Regions from separate parts of the Mus musculus genome. Here region 2 is linked to region 1. Evidence: chromatin loops called from intact Hi-C (ENCODE). Cell type or tissue: heart. All regions are shown on one strand.

What was found. A loop is a pair of places that touch in the nucleus more often than their neighbours do. Peaks named below come from ENCODE experiments on the same cell type or tissue, not always from the same donor. Only the 100,000 strongest peaks of a DNase experiment are listed, where the experiment ranks them.
Region 2: it touches region 1 in a loop (2.3-fold over the local background); 2 of 42 quality-filtered maps call a loop at or near these places.

What each region holds. Positions count from the first base shown.
Region 1 is chr16:11,465,528-11,473,527 of GRCm38, forward strand. All of the region lies in intron 13 of Snx29 (sorting nexin 29), which reads left to right. Among named protein-coding and RNA genes, the nearest start is that of Gm32100, 110 kb to the right of the region's middle. In heart, a CTCF peak has its summit at 3,398 (motif pointing right); a DNase peak (open chromatin) is centred at 3,464; H3K27ac peaks cover 929 bases.
Region 2 is chr16:11,665,786-11,673,785 of GRCm38, forward strand. All of the region lies in intron 18 of Snx29 (sorting nexin 29), which reads left to right. Among named protein-coding and RNA genes, the nearest start is that of Gm32100, 86 kb to the left of the region's middle. In heart, a CTCF peak has its summit at 4,743 (motif pointing right); a DNase peak (open chromatin) is centred at 5,306.

The sequences.
Region 1 (8,000 bases):
TGAATTAGGCTCTATCTCCCCAAAAGATCTGTTGTCTGTGTTAGATGCCTATGATCAAGATGTGAGTGAAGTGTTTGTATAGGGCTGGAAATAAGGGGCCAGCTCTTGCCCAGGTCTGCACTGGTGGCAGAGTGTATCCATAGGTACCTCAGGCCTTTGCTACCTAGGGCTGTGAAGTGTCAGGTCTTAGCACAGGAGTCAGTGCTACAACGTTAGACGCACAGACCCTGTGGCACGGTGTTATGGCCAAAATGGTGGCTGATGAGTGAGCACATCTTCTGCCATAGTTGTTCCCTTGTAATTGCTAAGGTCACAGTGTCAGGAGGCCCCAGGCTGTGAAGAAGTAGCTGTTTCCTGGGTCACTGGCTGGGCCTCAGCCTGTGATTTGTGTTAATTTGTGTAAATTGAGGCTAATTTATCTTGATTCCTTTATCTACAGGAGGAATTACCTGCCACATAAGAGATGTGATTGGAAAGGTTGGATGGAGGATGCTGCAGGGCAGACAATTTCCCTCCTTACTAATGGGCATGTGACTTTGGCTTCTAGAGGAGCGTGACCCAGGCCAAGATGACTTTTCTTGGCTACCTAGCTACTTGGCTCCTCTCCCTCTCCCTCTCCCTCTCCCTCTCCCTCTCCCTCTCCCTCTCCCTCTTCCCTCTCCTCCCTCTCCTCCCTCTCCTCTCCTCTCCTCTCCTCTCCTCTCCTCTCCTCTCCTCTCCTCTCCTCTCCTCTCCTCTCCTCTCCTCTCCTCTCCTCTCCTCTCCTCTCCTCTCCTCTCCTCTCCTCTCCTCTCATCTTTCTCTCTTTCTCTCTTATACCTGGAGAGTACTGGATGCTTGGTATTGAAACTAGGGCCTGCTCTCTTCTAAGGAGGTATATCCCTAGCCCCCAGAATTTAATATTTTTTCCTCCTGCTTGACTTTTTGTTGAGGACTGTCTCAAGCACATTCAGATGAGCTGGCCAACCAAACCTCTGTGACCCTGTCTGTTGTAACTGCCTTTACCTAACTTGCCATTGCTCTGACTTTGCCTGCTTTTTGTTTGTTTTTGTTTTTTTTGGGGGGGGGGCAGGGCTAGAGAACCACATTAGTTATTTTTGCATTTCTTTAGCCAAATCCCTGACAGAGAGCTTAAAAGCAGAAAGGCGTATTTAGGTTCGGGGAATTGTTGTGTGGCAGAGAGGAGTGGCAAACCAGCTCTGTCTGCTCAGCAAAGCCTGTGGCAGCGGCCAAGAAGCAGAGAACAACTGGGCTCGAACTTTCAGAGGCTGCCCCTGAAAGTTCCCTTCCAGCATCCTGGCTCTTCCTCTTAAAGATTCCATAGCTTTCCCAAAACAGCACCACCAGCTGGAAATAAAAATTCAGAACATGAGCTTGTGGGGAACTCTGCAGGTTCGAACCTAAAGAACAACCAAAGTTGTTGCCTTTAAATTATTGGTGATACATGAATTTTGAGACATGGTTTCATTAAATAGCTCTGGTTGTCCTGAAAGTCATCATGTAGACCAAATTGTCTTTGAACTCACAGAGATGTGGCTGCCTCTGCCTGCTGAGTACTGGGATTAAAGGTGTGTACCAACAAGCCTTGCTGAATGAGAAATGTTTTATTATACTTATTTATTTGCAGGTGTACATGTCATACGTGCATATGTGGTGCATACGTGTATGGTGGTGCATGCATGTGTGGTTCATACATGTATGGTGGTGCATGCATGTGTGGTGCAAATGTAGAGATCAGAGGATAACTTCTTGGAATCAGTTTTTTTCTTCTACCATGTGCACCCCAAGGCTCTGGCTCAGGTCATCAGGCTTGGTGACAAGTATCCTAACCTACTGAGCCATCCTGCTAGCACAGTTACATATGAAAACTAGTCAGGGTTTAAGGAAGACCCTAATGAGTGGGGTGAAAATGGAGGCCAATGGTACAGTGCTTTCTTAGAATGTTTAAGGCTGTTTGCTGTCAAGGACGACGACTTTGAAAGAGGCTGCTGACTTCATCTTTGAGGCTGGAGTGTGTTCTTCCTGAGCCTCCTTTGTAGCTCCTCTCTGCTCGCTCTCTGTTTCCATAGTCTCCTACCCTATGGCAGCGCAGCAGTCCCAAGGCTCCTTCCTGCGGGTCGCATTTTGCTCTCAGTCTTTACAATGAACGTTTAAATGTGGCTTTGCAATTGTTTTAATGTGGTTTCATGTAGTCAGGCAGTGTGACCGAGAGACAGACAGAAGGCGAGCTGTCTGACTGTTGCCGTCTTGTCCTCCTGCCTCCTCAGCTTTGATTGGTGGCCATGGCTTCCTTCCTCCAGCTAAAAGCTTGAGCTGCCAGGAGAGCTCTTACTAGGGAATGTTCTAGCAAAGTGTCACACACAATTAGATATAAAAATATTTCTTATTTTTGCAGATTTTGACATAAATAATTGGAGATCCCTTCTTCTCTGCTTCCCCTTATAACAATTCAAAAAGCACCAGAATTCAGTATTTTTAATAGAAAATTTGACAGTGTGCTTACTGTATAATTGCTCACAAAGGGAGGGAAACCCTTCCACATTTGCTTCTGAGGATGAAGAGAGATCTTCCAGGTCTGGGTGGCTTTGTTAGAGCCAGCTGTCCTATTCCTTCTGAAATGGGAAGTGGCTTTCTGGTTCACACAAAGTCCCAAAACAGAGCAGAGTTGGTTCTAGCAGACTTTTCTTTACAGTTGTATCAGATATTTTTCTCCTTGCTGACCAGGGAAACAGCAGGTGTGCTCTAGTCCCTGGGTTTGGAGGGTCCCAGGCATCATGGCAGACAGGGTAAGACTGGATGTGCATGGCAGCGGGTAAGTCAGGGTCCAGGAAGTGTGGACAGCACCTGGACCTGCCCCCCTTTGGGCCTCTGCTGCCAGCTAGATCCTCCAGCTTTCAAGTTCCCAGCATTTCTACCTTGCACCACAGGCTGGGGAAAATGTAATCAAAACAAAGAGAGGCCGTGGAGACCTGCAGATTCTAATCATGACAGCAGCACTTACTGTGGTTATAGCTAACTTCATGTCCTGTTTATCTGGTTTAAAAACAAAGCAACCAAAAAAGCTCCTAGCTAGTTCCTGGTCGCTATTTCTTTATCCTCGGGGTGTGAACCCAGAGCCGAGCATGTCCCAGGCAAGCACATGGGGAGCTCATGAGTGTCGCTTGAGTGAGGCTTGTGCCCACCCTACCTCATACGTTCTCTGTGCTGCATGCCCTGCCCTCAGTCTCTCCTAGTCCAGCTCCTGTTGAGCCCACTCTCCACTTCCATCCCTGCCCTGGCTGATTGCGGCTTGTTGCACTATGCTAATCAGAAGCGAGAACTGAATCTCTGGAGGGAATGTGTTTGGTTCAAGGATTGTAATAGTGTAATTTTGTGGCTGTCTGTGCATGGAAATACAGCTTAGCCTGCCACTAGGGGGCAGCTCCGGCTAAGAGCCAGAAAATGTGTCCCTGAAAGCACAGGGATGAGGTGAACCCAGGACATGGTTATTAGCAGGTGAAGGAGACCTGCCTCAGCCACAGACCCGGACATCTGTTCGCGTGGGTGGTCAGCCCCATTCCTGGGCAGTGAGATGCTCATTAGAAAAGCCGAGGACTTGGGTGGGGTGGGGATGCGGGGACAGGTCGGCAGCAGAGTACGTGCTGCATACACATGAAGTATCCACATAGAAATCTGGATATAGTACCCATCTGTAATAGAGCTGAGATGCAGAGACAGGGGGATCCCTGGGACTGGCCAGCAAGTCTGGATGCACTGATGTACTCTGGACTCAGTGGGAGACTCTGTCCCTCCCTGACCCCACAAATAAGAAGGAAAAAGGACAAAGGAAAAAAAAAAGAATAGAAAAGAAGAAGAATAAAAAGAAAAAAAAAAAAGAAAGTTGTCAAATGGTTTAGTGGGTAAAAGTACTTACTGTACAAGCCGGGCTTGCAACATTAGGAAGGTTAAGAACCACTGCTCCAGTCTCCCCTGCTGGAGTATTACCAGTCCTGGATCACCTATCCTGGTGACTGTGCTGTGGTGAGGGGGCCCCTCTGTGAGGTGACCTGCTTCATTCCCATGCAACCCTATGGTCCCATTGCCTCACTTTCCCTCCCTGTTTCTTCAGGCCTCCAGCGTTATCAAGAAGCTCAGGGAAGCAAGATGTAGCACAGGTCCTGGCTGGGATCCCTGTGTGTAGGGACAGCCTGGCTGTCTCCCATGCTAGTTAGAGAAAGCTGCCAGTCTTTGAGGCAGGCTGACTCAGGCCTTTGTGATCATTGACTACCTGCCCAGGTGATCAGTTTCTTCCAGAAGTCACTCTCTACCTAGTCCACAAAGGAGCAGAGCCCGTGCGGAGGCCCCTCTGGGAGTTAGAAGTTTGCTTGTGGCTTTCTCAGGCCCCAGAGCTGATAATGTGGGTAAAACCCAGAGGCCTTTAAGTGTTGTGGGGTGGCCCTCTAGGTGGGCTGTGCAGGTAAACCCTATTTCAGTCTGTTCTCCTTACTTGGGAGCTAGAGTGGACAGGTGGGGGGTGGGAGAGGGAGAGTGGACTTGGTGGGTGGATGGGGTGCTTTGGGATAGTCAGCAGGACAGGAATCCATCACTTTGTTTGTCTTCTATTGACTATTGTCACTTGGGTGCTAATGGCCTTTAGACTGCCCTATTTGGTGTCTGATCTCTTCTGCTTTGTGGAGAAAGCCATTAGGCAGGAAGCAAAGAGGCTTCCTGGTGTTTTAGGGCAGGAAGTAAGTAGTGCATTTATAACTGACCTCACACAGCAGTGTGAAATCACAGGTAGGTTTAGGATGAGGACATGAGCGGGTTATACTCAGGTGCTCTGGTGTTGGGATGGAACCTGGGACCTTATGCATGCTAGGCAAGCCCTGTACCCGAGTCACACCCCCAGGTCTCCCTTAACTTCTTTTGCTGCTGAGGAGCCACTGCTGGCCAGGGCTGGCCAGGCCTTTTCTGTCAGGACAGTCTGTGTTCTCTCACATAAACCCTGCCTCCCTTAAATTGCCTTTGTCTGTTCTTTAGTCACAGTGATGAGAAAAGTAAGCAGCTTACCAGACTTGCTCATTGTGTGAGCTAGGAAGTGAAGATCCAGGGTCTGACTCCTGTCACTGACTGTATCCCTTGTCTCAAGGCTTCACTGCTCTCTGGCCTGTATCTGGTGAAGAAGCAGCAGCACCCAGGGCTGTTCTCCAAAACGCCGTCAGTCGTCTCTGGTTAGCTGTATGTGTCCTTTCTCCTTGTTCTGAGAGTAGGTCGTGACTGTCTTTCAAGAGCCAGCTGTAATATCACACCACCTCTGAGAAGCCTCCAGGATTGGCCCTGGTGCTTCACTCTCTGGGCTGAGAATGGTGGTACCTGTGGTACTGCTCTCAGTCCGTGTTAAATGTGAGTTCTCTGATGTACAAGTGAGAGCCACCTCAGTGGACTGCTTGTCCTCGTGCCAGAGATGTGACCTCCCAGATGTTCTGCTGGAGTATTTTTATGTCCCTTGGTGGTACTGCAGACTCCTCTTAAATGTACACTGTGCCCAGCTGTGTGTTGGCTGTGGGCAGCAAGGTGGAAGAACATGGAGGGAAGGCAGTGTGTACTCCCTCACCGCCTGCTGTGTGAGCTTGGGGGTCTTTGTTTCTGTTTCCCTCATTTGTATTGGGGACATAGGGGGAAGATGGGCCTGGCTTTGCTGATTCCTGACACTCTTGCAATTGTGATAGTATTCTTATTGTTGGCTTGTTATGGCCTTGGGATGGATAGCTCCTTTGCCTGTGCACTCAAGTTGCTGCTGGTGGAGAGTGGTTAGAGTGGAGAATGAGATTCATAGCTTATGTTCCGCAGGGCAGCTCTAGAATGAACTGCAGGTAGAGGACACCTGACTAACAAAGGGCTTCCTTGGCTCCCAGCAATGGCTGGCATCTACACAGGTTTGTGAGACTCCCAGCCAAGCTAATCCTTTAGCTTAATGCCCCTCCCACCATCCAGGCGTACACAGCCTGTTGAGTCCTTCAGGGAGTTGGCTGAGTTCTGCCCCTGTCATCCTCAGAGATGGGGGCTCAGTGCACTGTGTATCTGACCACTTCTCCTAGCAGAGGCACAAACTGCTGCTGCCCATTAATGCCCCTGTGCTGAGCAGCCCCCTGAGGCTTGCCACGTCCTTCTCAAGGCTTTGGCATCAAATGTCTTAGATTAAACTTCCCTGTGGAAAAGATAATACTGTTAGCTCTGCCCCACAGTTACCTGGCTGTTGCCAGGTAGGCCTGACCCACTATAAAAGGGGTTGCTTGCCCTCTTGGTCTCTTGTTCCTCCCTTGCCCTTGCCCTTGCCCTGCTTCCCTTCCCCTTTCTCTCCTCATTCCCTTCTTCTTCTCTCTCCACATGCTCATGGCTGGCCCCTACTCCTCTTTTCTTTCTTTCTACCTTTCTATGCCTCTATTACCCTCTTAACTCCCGTTCCCATGCCTTGAATAAACTCTATTCTATACTTTACTGGGGGAGGGGGGATGCCTTGGCATGGGCCCACGGAGGCACCCCCTTCCTCCATACCTCACCACATCTCCATAGAACATATTCCTTCTCTCTTTATCTTTTTATAAACACATCATTGTGTGGCCTGGGATTCTCAGCCACAAGAAAGAAACTGTCTCAAAAGGAGAGAGAAAAGTCTCACCTAAGGGAAAGAGTCCTAGAACGAGGCTCAGTGAAAGACTGAATGTCTCCCATCCTCAAAGGCAGCACAGGGCTGAGCTCTAGAACCCTCCCCTGGGGCCATGTGGACATTTACTCTCACCAGTAGGGGCATGGGGCTTACCAGTTCTTTGAAATTTTGGCTAGAGAGTGTGGATCTCCATGTTGTAGCAGGGGTGATGTAAACTTACAGAGTTTCTAAATTCCGGGTTTTGGCACCAATGATAGTAGGGTAGTAGAGGCAGGGAAAGGCAGAGAGAGAGAAAGAGAGAGGGGGGGAAATATGAGAATAGAGGAGTAGAGGCCAGCCATGAGCATGTGGAGAGAGGAGGGAAGGGGAGAGGGGACAGAGCAAAACAAGAAGACAAGAGAGCAAGCGAAAGAGGAGGTGGCAAGCAGCCCCTTTTATAGTGAGTCAGGCATACCTGGCTGTTGCCAGGTAACTGTGGAGCAGAGCTTAGGATGCTAGCAAATACTGCAGTATCACTGAAAGAGGTGGTAAGGCCATATGCCTTTTTGTAAATCTCCAGGTGTGGGCCTGCCCGTGAGGAGGTCAGAGGAGGACCTCAGGCATATTCTTCTAGTCCTTATTTCTTTAAGGTAGGGTCTCTGGGTCAGCTAGGCTGCCTGGCCAGTGAGTTCCTGGAGTCTTCTGGGACCTGCTGTACCATCTTGCAATGGCTCCTACCCCAAAATTGTCTGCATCTTACTAAGTGCCTGGCTGCTTTGTCATTCTAGGCCCAGTGCCCACTGCTACCCTCAGCTCTGCATGCCTGCCGAGCCTGGGGCTTGGGCTTTCTGCATGGCCAGCTCTACCATGCCTTGCTCTCCTTCCTGTCAGCACTCCCGTTAGGTCTCACTGACTCCCCTCTGTGCCATCTGCTTTCTGCTGGACTGTGACTGATGCCAGCCTGCTCCAACTTGATGGCTTTTCGTTTAATGGTTCCCCTCCCGGGTGCTGTCCCCCAGATCCTGGCACAGCTGGCTCCCTTTCAAGCCCAGCACAGATGTCACTGCCTCAGAGGTATCTTGTCAGTCTACTCTTCCATTTTACTCTGGTACCCTGCCTTGCTTTCTTGATAGCAACTACCTGAAATGTTCATCTATTTGACTTGGCCCCTGGGCTTGGCCAGGGCATCTTGACTTACCATAGGTTGGCATGCCAGAGGTTGGCATGTATTTTCTGTGAAAGGCTAGAGAGTGAATTCTTCCGGCTATTTAGAACATATGGTCTCTGTCATGACCACTGAAGCTGTCCTAGTGAGAAGACAGCTACAGATAATACATCAGTGAACAGGCCCGTCTGGGCATTGCTAAAATTTGGT
Region 2 (8,000 bases), 200 kb after region 1:
TGGGCAGCTGCAGGTGAAGGGTGGTGTCTGTGGGGGGAGGGTTGAGGATCCCAGGAAATTTTGCAGGAGGTGACAGTTGATGGTGTGCTGCCTTGATGGTCACTGCCATCTCATGCATGCTCTGACCTCAGGCCCATGTGTCAGATGAAGTGTGGTGAACCATGGGTTGAGGAACTTCCACCGGGTCAGGATCAGGATCTGACCTTGTTGGTCTCATTGTCCTTCCTGTGGCGCTCTCTACCCACATACCTACCTCGTGGGCAGATGCCACGGATTGGTTTGGGTTATGCAATCTTGTGACCACAGTCCTCCAAAGTCTCTGTCCACTCTTTCATTTCCCCACCACTCACTGTCCTTGCTGGCATAGCAGCTGGTACTGGTGATGTAACGTCCTCACAGTCTCAGAGGGCACAGCAGTGACTGGAATGTGGACCTGCTGAGCCCTAGGGCCACGAGAAATGAGTAGAGGGGGACTTCCTTGGACATCAAGTGGTACAGTTTTCAACATATCCATGCTTAGGAAGACTTAGTCACTGCTCCAATTCAGATTTCAAAAGCTTAAGGGCACACCCTGTAAGCAGCTACAGTAAGAAGTGTACACATATCATGGGTAGGTATTAGACTTAGGGAAATCAAATGCAGTAGATTAGTAGCATCAGATCCCCAGTAGCATGGAAGTGTCCTCTGCTGCCTCTGACTGCCTCTGCCCCCACCCCAAAGCCTTCCCCCTGTAGAGCTGTGCACATACATGTCAAGCCAGTGACCTGGCAGATAGGACGTGAGCTGACACAGCGGCTTGTTGTGGAGATAGATCACTGTCTGCACTGTTCGTTCTGTGCTTTTGTTTGAGTGGTTACACTTTGGGGATCATTTGCTAAGTACATGCTTGGGTTGGGAAGTTGGGCTTGGGCTTGTGTAATTGTTAAATAATAGATATAGGGGAGATATAGGAGATATAGGAGAATCAAAAGCATAGACGACCACTGTTGGGGACATGGCCTTGTCACTGAGAGATCACAGGGTGAGGAGAAGTAATGACAGCTTTGCAGCAGCATGTCTGTTGAGGGGAAAGAGGCTGCAATGCAGGGACTTCAAGGAGGGGCACAAGGGCACCCGAGGAACGAGGAAGGAGGAGGTAGCAGAGCTGTATCCATTAACTTTCCTCACTGCCGTGACCACATGCCTGAGAGAGTCGACTTAAGGGAGGAAGGTTTCCTGGGTTCCTGGCTTAGATGGTGTCATTCAGCATCGAAGGGAGGGGGCATGGCAGTCGAGGCTGCTGGAGCCTCTTCGTGTTTGGTGGAGGGAGCTGAGCTGGCAGTGCTCACTCAACAGCTGTGGCAGGCAGGCAGGCTAGGGCTAGGACTAGAAGACCTTCTGAGTCGCACTCCTAGTGACACTCCAGCTATGCCTCCTGCCTGCAAAGGTTCCACATTCCCCCCAAACAGCACTGATGACTATTCAAATACCAACTCTGGTACATAATTGGTGCCCTGATACAAACCTAAAAGGATCCCGGCTGCAGGGTGGCAGTCAGAAGTGCTGTCTTCTCGGTTCCCTAAATGTTCAAGCACATAGCTCAGGAGTCATTTTCCATTTGTTGGGGTGTGTCACTCCCAGCTGAAATGAAGCCTCATTAAGGTGACCTCCCTAAAAGCCAACTTAGCGTTGACTGGAATGTAGCCTGTAGTTGTGTGGAGGCAGGGAAGATGGTTTCTTTTGGGATCACCTAGTTGCTACTGTTAAAAATCATCTGTGTATTTTTTAATAACTACACTTGTCCTTGTCCAGGCTTTAATCAGTGTCTGTTGACTTGGTGATGCCCTCACTTTAAGGCAGAAGTACCTCTCAGTGCCATGTTTACAACTGCTGAAAACATGTCACAGTTCCCTGGACTGACCCGGTGAGGAGAGCAAAGGAGTCTCAAGCTACAACACGCACCAGACGGTTTCAGTTGCTGGGATTTTGCTGTTAATAGAAACTTTTTGCTGGTAGAGTGGGATGGGGAGGAGTTGTTCTGTTTGGTCGTGGTCTTGAAGTCCAGTGGTTCAGGACCTTTTCTCTGTGCTTGCTATCATTTCTATTCCTGAAACTTGGGGCCTCCTTACAGTCAGCTCAGAAGTCACCCCCTGCCTAGGAGCAGTATTTTAAAAACCTGCCTAAGCTTGTCTGATGTCTCCCGACTTAGACTGGCATTTGGGTTGGGGGCGGATGCAGTTGCTACTGCTGGCCAGGGAGAGTGAGAGGCCAGGGACAGATGCTGCTCATAGTCCTGTGGCTGGAAGATAGCACCCATAGCCAAGTAGCATCACCAGAGTCCCTGCACCTACCTGCAGTCTGGGAGCAGGGCTACAGAAGCAGTGTGAGTTCCTTTAATTCATTGTCCTCCCTAGGGGAGGCTTCCCTTGGGAGCTGGAATTTGGAACTAGGGTTGGCTGCAGGAACAGGAAACCCTTTCAAATGATACTTACAAGTAACCCAGTGGAGAAGGTCCAGGCAGCACGGTAAGTTCTACAAACTCAGTGTCATCAAGGCTCCTATTTTCTGTGAAGCTGCTGAGGACTGTTAGTCGTGCCACTGAGCAGCCAGACTGCAGTAGATCTTGATGTGCAAGTGAAGGTCAATATCCCTCACCTCACTACACCAGTGGAAAAGGCCTCTCTGTTCCATGATTGGTCTGGCTCAACGTGGGCATGGTACTTTCAGGATAAGTGTCTCCTATATCCATCAAGACTAGAGACTAAAGACCTGTTTCCACCCAGCTGAGAGCAGTTAAAGATGGCACCCACAGCCTCTCAGCCTGTGCTGAGGTAGCCCAGCTACAGTGGGCACAGCCACTATGTTTAGGTTTCTGGTCTGGCTTTTCCATGACTTTTAGATTCAGACACTAAATATGTATGCAATCATGTGGGCCAGGGCCTGCAGCCTTCAAGGAGGCCACTTAGATGGCTGATGTTCAGGTTCAGTTGTGTGCCAGCTCTTTCCCATTGACCCCAGTGCCCAGCACAGGCTGGGTTGCTGCACATTTGTTAGATTGGTGGGTGGATGGAGTGTTCTATCAAGAGCCTGGGTCTCTATTAACACCATACCCTAGATTATACTTCTCCTATCCTTGTATGTCTGATGCACTGCCCCCATCAGAGTTGGTCTTTTTATCAAACTCTTCATCTCCCAAACTCCCTATCTGTCCTCTCTGGTGCCCACTCTTTCCACTGATTCATTCATACTTTGTTGAATGCTTGTAACAGGGCCTACCCTGACTGGAATGGCTTTCTTGTCCTGGGTGTTTTCCTGTCTAGTGTTAGCAGAATGGTTTAGTTTCCATGGAGCCCAACAAAAGGGGAGGCCCACAAATCAGCTGCTCTCAGCAGGCTTTCCCACGATCATCTTTGCATACTGAAGGAGACAGACTCTGTACCTTAGGTAGGCATGAGAGTTTAGGCCAAGCAAGAGGTTCTGTTTTGGGGTTTATTTTAAAATATATATTCTTTTATTTTTATATGAGTACACTGTCACTGTCTTCAGACACACCAGAAGAGAGCATCAGATCCCATTACAAGCCACCATGTGGTTGCTGGGAATTGAACTCAGGAACTCTGGAAGAGCAGGCAGTGCTCTTAACTGCTGAGCCATCTCTCCTGCCCCCAAAGCAGGAGTTTTTATATATAAAAATAAAAAATATATAATATAATATATAATATATAAAAAATAAAGAATATAAAAGTTAGAGAAACACCTTCTGTTTTTTAGGCATGTACTGGGTCCTGGGGACACAACAGTGAATGTACAAAGTGCAGCACTCACAGTGTTGTCCTCTTTAACATCATGATAGGTCTTCTCAGAGTGGTTAGAAACTTCTAGAATAGTACCTGTAGAGCCTTCTGCATGCATGGAGAGGACCTAGTTAGTAGAGTTGTTGCAGGCATGTTCCTCCCAGGCATTCACAATTAGTGTAGTTGCTGTTTGAGTTACTCTGTACCCACAGGGTTGTCTGTGTAGACACAGCATGGTATAATCGTCCTACACTTATGACAAAAGTATGTTTCTGGAGCTTAGTTGGTGATGAGTATGTTGGGAATGGGTGTGTTGAGGGCCTGAGTTCCACCCTGAGAATCCATCTGAAAATGCTGGTGTGTTATGTGTATCATGATCCCAGTGCTAAGGAGGTGGAAACAGGTCCCCAGGGCTTGCTGGGCAACTTGCCTCACCTACCTGATGAGTTCTGCACCTATGAGAGACTGTGTGGAAGGGGGAGATGGAACATCAGCTGACTATTGGTTATCTTCTGTTTTCTATATGCACATGTACACATACGTGTGTACATGAGCATGTAAACACACAGACACACTTTCCTCTCCAGTCAAGAATTAAGAACCAGGGCTGCCCTGGCTTCAGGCCAGGATTCAAGTAACTGCCTGTCTTTTTCCTTGCTATATTGGCAAAATGGAGCTGGACACTGATGCTTCTGGAACAGGTACCATCATGCTGCAGCTTCTCACCTGCTGGTGCCATTGCTGCACAGCCCAATTGCCCATTGCTGTCTGTCTCTCAGCAGCCTGCAGGGGACAGTGTGTAGGGACTGTCTGTCTCTCGGCAGCCTGCAGGGGGCAGTGTGTAGGGACTGTCTGTCTCTCGGCAGCCTGCAGGAGGCAGTGTGTAGGGACTGTCTGTCTCTCGGCAGCCTGCAGGAGGCAGTGTGTAGGGACTGTCTGTCTCTCGGCAGCCTACAGGGGACAGTGTGTAGGGACTGTCTGTCTCTCGGCAGCCTGCAGGAGGCAGTGTGTAGGGACTGTCTGTCTCTCGGCAGCCTGCAGGAGGCAGTGTGTAGGGACTGTCTTCCGGCAGCCTGCAGCTGCTCAGATGTCAGCTCCTAGGGGTTGTATTTATGTGATGAATGCTTCCCGGAGGCATGTGGCACAGGGGTAATGATTATTTTATTTCTGGTTTTGAAGAAGTAGACACATGGTGGTGAATAGATGCCTTCTGGCTTGGGAGAGCTTCCCTGTTGTCTGCCTTTGGAATGGTTCCAGCTTCAGGAGGCCTTCACATCGTGTTAGTCTCTGAGCCACCACACTAGACCAGGAGGGCTGGGAGCTTTTAGGTTTTGTTGTTTGGAGCTGGGCTTCAAAAGTCTTGGTTTCTTAATGAGGCAGAAGAGGTGGAGCTGTTGCTCTAAGCTTTGCATCTCTGCCTCAGCCTCTCCTAGATATAGAAAAGCGTTTCAGGCCTAACCTTGAGAGGTTATCTCCTTGTGCTGGCAGCCTCCTCCCAAGAGACTGTGAGTCCCAAGCTCTGTGCCAGGCTTCCCAGCCGTGGTGACTGTCAGACTGCTCTACTGTCTAGAGCTAGGAGGGGCAGCCTGACTTGGCAGCCGTGTGGAAACGGTTTTCTAGGGGCAGAGAGACAAGGCTGTGGAAAATGTGTCCAATGCTGATTGATGTCCTCAAGGACGGTGTGACGCTTATAGTCCAGGAGTGGTGAAGGAATCTCAGCTCTAGCATCTGAGTGCTGCTGGCTCAGTGACAGGGGACAGGTGCAGAGCAGGGAGCCCAGGAAAGGTGTGGAGAGAAACAGGTGTTAAACACCTCAGTTAGAAGAAGAAGTCAAAGGAAAAACAGGCATGTGGCTTAGCAAAAGGAAGTCATCTGGTGGAAAGTTTCAGTGACTGAGTTGTGTCACCAAATTCACCTCTTCTGTAGTCACCTTTGCACTAATGTATTTATGAAGAAAGGACAGGGGAAATGTGAATAAGGCCAGTGCTGGTCACTAAGCCTTTCATATGTACAGCCCTCCGTGCTGTCAGACTCTATTTCCCTATCGATAATCCCGAGTTACTACTATTTACTATGTTCCATCTGGGCTGCTCTTAGCTCCAATTGGGCAGCCCTCGGGGCCACACTCTCTTGACCTTAGCCCATGGCAGCTTCTTTTTCTTCCTCCTCCTCTTCTGCATGTTCGTCCTCCCCGTGGTCCTAAGCCCAGGAAACCTAAACCCCACCTATGTCTCTTCTGCCTAGCTGTTGGCTATTGTCATCTTTATTTACTAATCACAATTAACTGGGGGGCAGGGTCACAGGGTCTACGTGCAGACTCCAGGTCTTTGGGGTCTGCACTTAACGTTACTATCCACAGTAAAAGACAAAACCCTCAACAGAGCTCCAAAATAAAGAAGAGGGACTATGATGATAATGATGGTGGCGGTGGTGGTGGTGGTGGTGGTGATGATGGTGGTGGTGGTGATGGTGACAATGGCAGTAGCTGCAGTTGTAGTGGTTTCTAAATGCTTCCCAGTGTCAAAAAAATCACTTCTGTTCTTTACTTGAACTCTGGGAACACTGACAAGAAAGTCCTTTGTTTGTTGTTATTTCTTATGTGTGCATGGTGTGTGTATGTCTCTGTGTGTCTGTCTGTCTGTGTGTACACGTGCATGCTGGAGCACCCCTGTAGAGGCCAGAGGATGACTGTATAGAATATGTCTTTTACTACATTGGAGCCTAGTGATCTAACTCAGGTTGTTAGCCTTGAGGAATGAACACTTTTATGCACTTGGGTCATCTCTCCAGCTCTGATCAGAAAACTCTAATCACAGCTTCAAGAGTAGAAGGCAACATGTCAGACTCTGTTAAAGAAAATAAAATCATGAAAAGTTTGGGACACTTCATTGTTGAGAGGAAATTCTGTGTCCAACCTAGCTATTCCTCTGCGTCTAGCAGAGCCTGGGGCACCAACAATCCCATTTAGTTTTCTGATTCCTTTGGAATCTTGGCCTTCATTCTTCCCTTGTCTCTTCTCCTAAACACTCCCAGGTTTGAGAAGTTGTCCCCACCACCTCCTCCCACTTGCCTTATCTTCTTTATAGTGCTTGTCCTTTCTGACACATTTAATTTGCTTATGTGATTGGATACTGTTCATTGACTCTGGATGGTCTCTAAGCACTGCTTTTTCCCCGCTAGGGCCTTGATCAGTTCAGATCACTAAATATTTATTAAATGAATAGATAAGCACACATGCACAGGTGAAACTTGGGTTACATATGTCCAAATTACAGGTTGGATGCATGATGGGAAAGATTCTATTTTGAAAGGATAACAGTGTATTTCTCAGCAGCCAGGAGCCAAGGTGTATCTGATCTGATCCCATATTGCAATAGAACCTCCCTTTCCTTTTTCCTTCAGACATGCAGAGCTGTACTTCTAGTACTGGGCTGGGAGACCTGCTAGGGTCAGTTTGCCTACTCTGTTTTGAACAAGACTTTGGTTTTTGTTTAGCTGTTTCTCTTACTCTCTTCAAGTGTAAATTTATATAAAATATATTTTATATATTTTATTGAAAATGATAATTTAATTGAGCAGAAAGGTTTTATCTCTTGAACATTGTTATATAACAGAGATGACAATGTTCTGACGTGGGACACAGGGACTCCCAGGCATCAAGAGTCTTACTAAGCAGCCTTCTATGATGGGCCCAGAGACTGGGTGTCTGCACATTATGGCCAATGGCATCTAAACATCTTAATTGGCATTGTGATTGCTTAAGAACTTCGAGGCTGAATTAGAGCTGAAAGTCCATATAGATCACAGAAAGAAGGAGCTGGGAATGGTTTAACTTACTTATGAAACAGACTTTGTGCTTGGGAGGAGGTCCCGCCTTGGGGCCATGTTTCAATGTCTTCTCTTTTTCTGTTTGAAACTCTGCAGCAAGGAGAAACATATACTAAGTTCTTGTCATTTAGTGGAGGAAAAACTACCAAACCATGTTATAAGGCAGGATAGCACTTGTAACAAGCATGTGCACAGAAAAATGGAGGTGTAAGTTGTCCGTTCATCCAGTGGAGCACCGGGTAGCGCCAGACTGAAGATCTGTGTTTAGGGGCAGTAATATGGATGAGTCTCCTAAACAGTGCTGGAAGTCAGAGATACGACCAAAGAAGACCAGACCCCACCCAGGTGCTCTTACCCACTTGAACCCTGCTGCTCACACTGTGGGGTCACAGAGCTGAG